Regions from separate parts of the Mus musculus genome. Here region 2 is linked to region 1. A link is a loop called in an ENCODE intact Hi-C map of the cell type or tissue named here. Cell type or tissue: gastrocnemius. All regions are shown on one strand.

What was found. Hi-C counts contacts between places; a loop is a spot of excess contacts. Peaks named below come from ENCODE experiments on the same cell type or tissue, not always from the same donor. Only the 100,000 strongest peaks of a DNase experiment are listed, where the experiment ranks them.
Region 2: a loop joins it to region 1, with 3 times the contacts of the local background. A loop is called at or near these places in 5 of 42 quality-filtered maps.

Annotation. Positions count from the first base shown.
Region 1 is chr16:87,492,838-87,495,337 of GRCm38, forward strand. It overlaps Cct8 (chaperonin containing Tcp1, subunit 8 (theta)), which reads right to left. Exons shown (of 15, transcript NM_009840.3): 2 at 1,500-1,590; 3 at 870-949. Among named protein-coding and RNA genes, the nearest start is that of Cct8, 1.8 kb to the right of the region's middle. In gastrocnemius, no CTCF peak of the experiment used is centred here; a DNase peak (open chromatin) is centred at 1,420; H3K4me3 peaks cover 1,092 bases; H3K27ac peaks cover 658 bases.
Region 2 is chr16:87,404,168-87,406,667 of GRCm38, forward strand. Ltn1 (listerin E3 ubiquitin protein ligase 1) reads right to left here. Exons shown (of 30, transcript NM_001081068.1): 17 at 1,359-1,518. Among named protein-coding and RNA genes, the nearest start is that of Gm25896, 14 kb to the right of the region's middle. In gastrocnemius, no CTCF peak of the experiment used is centred here; a DNase peak (open chromatin) is centred at 1,052.

The DNA of each region.
Region 1 (2,500 bases):
TTCAATTTAAATTTTCAGCAATGGGGACAGAACCTGGGGCTTTGTGTTTGTTAGGCTCAAGAGCTGCATCACTGAGCTATCTCCCCAGGCCACATTTATAAATCAAAGACTACGTCCCCCTTTAAGTCAACACCACAGCTCTGTTATTCTGAAGGTCATTTTTATTTTTGTGTGTGTCTGTGTGTGGCTATGTGTGAATAGGTGCCTAGAGACTGGAAGGGGGTGGCGGGTCACTCTAAACTAGGATTCCATGCTCTGTGTGGACTGCCTGATGTGGGTGCTGGGAACTGATCAAGAGGAGTCTGCACTCAACTCCAGTCCTCCTCATTTCATTTACCATGAAAAATTCCTCCACAAATATTTGTGAAGGTAGATTTTTCTTAGCATATTCTTTAAGCTGTTAGAGAAATGTGAATTTTTCTCATTTTTTAAAAAACACTATTTACCCCCTCCTCCAATACTAAACCACAGGTTTAATGGAGCGAGAGATGGGCATCACAGCCCTCTTATCCTGCTCCAAGTATCTATTCCACACCCTCTTGGACAACAAAACTTCAGGGAAAAAAGGAAAATGCCAAAAGGTTATGTAAAATAAAGTATCAATATTTACCAGTTTATACTGCTGGAGAATTCACATTAGAATCAATCTATAGAATAATAAATCTCATCATCATCAGAGAAATACTCCTCAACCCACCCACCCACAGACAATTTAAGAGTTTGAGTAGCCAAAATGGAAAACCTAGAAAGGTCACTTATAAATCTTCACAATAAAGTGGAGGAAGAAACAGCCTTTCGTCCTCTAGATTGAATACAGTTTCACCTATGTCAGAGTCATGGGTTTTTGATGGTTTTGAAACAAAACTTACTTCTAGCTCTCTTAAAATAGTCGCTGCATCGTTTGTCACAAACAACTTCTCCAGGCGATTGATGACCATTTTATTCATTCCTTAAAAGTAGTTGCAAAGAAAAAAAAAAAGGTTCCATTATTATTCAAATATTCTGCAAACAACCCAGGAAAACTCCGGCAAGAAGCCGTACTGATGTTTAGCCCCAGAACACACCATCTGTTTAGATCAGCATCATAGCCCCATGGGCTTCCCTGACTAAACACCAACATGCTTAGCATGTAAGACGTGCTTAATAAACAGGAATTAACACTAAAATCAATATGCTTAGAAACACATTTGGTTTCTTCCGTAATCTCTTTGTGTGCATCTCTAATTCAACTGGTGGTTAAAGGGAAGGAAGAGCTTCCTGATGCCGTGCTGTTTTCTGCAGACTGCTGAGCCTTTCCACAATAGTACTGGCCACTAGTGAGGATGCTGGACTTCCCTAGGACCTAACAGGGTAACAGCATCGTTTCCAATTTCTCTTTTCCCAGAAAGCTGCATTCCTGACTGAAAGTGAGAGGCACATCAATGCCACCGACCATAAAACACGTGAGGCCCGCTCTCTACGCTAACAGTCACACCACACAGCCTGAACTTGGTCATTACCATTTGGTCCGTACGCTGTGCGAGTAGTCTGAGCAAGCTCCTTGCAGGCCTGTATATTTCTATACACAGCCTCTTCTAATCCCGAGAAATGCTGAAAAAGAAAATGTCTGCTTAGGCATGATAACCAAGTTAAGAGTTTTCTACCGCAGGATACCTCTGTTGAGTATGCTTCTAAGAAACAGCCAGGATCACACAGGCAGTCATCAGACAGCCTCAGTTTCCCCCACTGGGCCTGGCTCTCTTTCCTATCTGTAAACTAATGGGATAATCAATAGCTCCTACTTGGCAGATTATTACTCACCTAGCTAAATAACAACTATTCTTCCTTCTGCCTTTTCCAGGGATTGAACACAAGAAAGCAATCTACCATTAAACTACAATCCCAGCCTACTAGTACTAGCTTTTAACCTAAATTTGGGGGATGGGGGTACTTTAAAAAAACTTGTCTTCACTATAGCCTCCATCAGTACCGATTTACACAAAGTATCTCTGTGCTGAAATGCTAGCCTGTGACAGAAATCCTTTAAATGTATCATGTCCTCAGCCAGAGTGATGGAGGAAAAGATGGAAACTGGAAGCTGTTGCTACCCCTCAAAAGGTTAACAGTGTCATTTGCAGAACTTACTAACTTACATTAAGCCCTGACATCCATTCAGTATGCCAGTTATCACTACAAAGGGGACACCACCTCTCTGTACTGCTAAGAATCCGCTATTTCTACAACTTGTAAAAATATGAAAGACAAAACAAACGTTATCTGGCAGCTTGGGGAACTCAGGACAAATCGCTCCATAAGCAATGTGACCGCTTTAAAAAAAAAAAAAAAATCACTCCTGAAACTACGGCCTATTCGATCTGGGGTGGGGCTTCATTTATCCTGTAGGCTACGACATCGGACAGTCAGAGTGAAAAGACAGTTAACAGCCTTCGGCCCGGTCTCAACTCAGAAAAGGTAAAGGAAACAGAACGTCCAGAGGAGAGTTTTCAGTAGAGCAGTGGGG
Region 2 (2,500 bases), 89 kb before region 1:
TAATCATTCTGAAAATTGTTAAGATTTAAAACACTGAGTATCTGGATTCCTTCTATAAAATTAAATAAATTTGGATCACTAAGTCATTCCAAACTTCAAACTCAACTGCCACTAATTATCCAAGGACAGGGAGTGTAGCTAGTTCTTCACAACTGGAACTGAGCTCTCAGTCCCAGGTAATAGCAACGGGCCTCAAGAGCCAATAGGAGAGAGAGGCCCTTAAACATCTCACTTGAAGACCAGAAGCCACATCTGGGAAGGACTGTCTCGCAGAGAATAACTGAGTCTCAGTGAAGGACAAAGAAGCACTATGAAATGCAGAGGGAGCTGTGAGTATCTGGGGTTGGCTTTTCTCTTCTTCTGTTTTCTTTTCTGAGGCAGGGTCTCACTATATAGACTTGGCTACCTGGATCTTGCCATGCAGACCGAACTGACTCTAACTCACAGGACCTGCCTGCCTCTATCTCCCTTCTGCATCCCTATGACCAGCAAGCTGTGTTAGTATGGATGGGTGTTCCAGAGGAAGTCTGGTACCCTCATACTGTAAAGCATATTCAGAATACTGGTAAACTAAAACAAAATAACTGTCATTTGCCGGGTGTGGTGGCGCACGCCTCTAATCCCAGCACTCGAGAGGCAGAGGCAGGCGGATTTCTGAGTTCGAGGCCAGCCTGGTCTACAGAGTGAGTTCCAGGACAGCCAGGGCTACAAAGAGAAACCCTGTCTCAAAAATAAAATAAAATAAATGTCATTCAACATCTAACTACCATAATGCTACCAGAACTATTTTCATAGTCCATTTTCTTCATCTGAGGAAGAGAAACTCATAGCTACAACATTGCAGGTGCAATTAAAATACAAAAAGTAATGGGAAGATCAATCACATGTAACAAATGAAAACAATGTCTTCAGCCACCATAGACTCATGTGTTTGAATACTTGGCCCATAGGGAGTGGCACTATTAGGAGGTGTGGCCTTGTTAGAGGAAGTGAGTCCCTGTGGAGGCGGGGCTTTAAGGTCTCATGCTCAAGCTATGCCCAGTATGGTAAAGTCGCCCTCTGCTGGCTTTGGATCAAGGTGTAGAATTCCTAGCTCCTTCTCAGCTCCTTGCCTGCCTGTATGTTGTCATGCTTCTCATCATGAGGATAGTGGACAAACTGTAAGCCAGCCCGGATTAAATGTTTTCCTTTGTAAGAGCTATCTTAGTCACAGTGTCTTTTCACAGCAATAAAACCCAAACTAAGACACCATTAAAAGGGCTTTAGATCAACACTCTGATTGAAACAAAAGCACAAACTGGGTTTACATCTTATGGATGGGAAAGCCAATTTTAAAACAAATTGAAAGGGCGTCTTACCTGTCAAATAACAGCTGCAAGAGGCTAGAAGTCTCACTAAGTACAGATAAGTTGCTGTAAGTTATATTCATTTTTTGAAGGATTCCACAAAATCCACTTAGGAAAGATGGCGCATTGTCGAGTTCTTCACACCACTGCAGTGAATACAGCAGCTCTGCAACTAAGAGAATGGACACAGCCAGTTATCAAAGGCACACACTGTACAGAACCCAAGCTGACTCAACTGTCTTGTACTATCTAAGCTTGTGGAAAGTTAAGTTTCAAGCTCTCCCTTGTCTCCTCCAAAACTTGTCAAGGGGCAAGCTGGCTTCCTACCTCTGTACCAAGGAGAAAGTCGGTAAGCAGGTGAGGGCACTGAGAACATGGCAGTGAACAAGGAGAAAGCTATCTGTCTCCACAATGTAATTATTGTTTAATTCCACACCCTAAAAATGACTGCAATGGGAAAAGGACGCTAGTTGCTCATTCATGGAGAGAGGGGACCACGACAAGGCTCCACTGGGTCTCCTCTTGAGTTGATGGTAGCTGGACGGATAGATGACATTCCGTGCCTGCTTGGATGGTGCTACTTGATGCCATCATTCTTTGCTATGCAGGCCTTACTGGGGCGACACTGTTCTGATCAAGGCTAAACAGGAACTCAACTCACGACGCAGTTGGGTTTCCCCAGCTGACGTCTGCTGGATATTTGTAAACTTAATTTGAAGATGTTACCTTCTGTTTACTCTCTGGATGCTGGGACTGCTGAGTGTGATGACATTTTGCTAACTATCTGCTACTTCCATCGGGTACTTGTTGTAGAAGACATGGTGGCTAGCCCTTAGAGCATTTTCACCTGTCTACCCAATTCTAACAGCTGTGCTCACCATACAAACAATAACAACAACAACAAAATGAAAGTGACAACAGCTGTTTGTCATAAACCAGTACACTAACCCTAATCCTAACCCTGGGGTGTGGTGTCTTGTACCTACAGTCCCAGGCACCAGAGAGGCTGGAGTGAGAGAAATTAGAGACCAATTTGGTCATTCAGTGAGGCCCCATATCAAAACAAATACCACCCCTCTTCTGAACACAGCCCTAATTTACTAGACATTGAAGAAAGTGCTAGCGATTACTGTAGTGCACCTGGCAAGTTATAA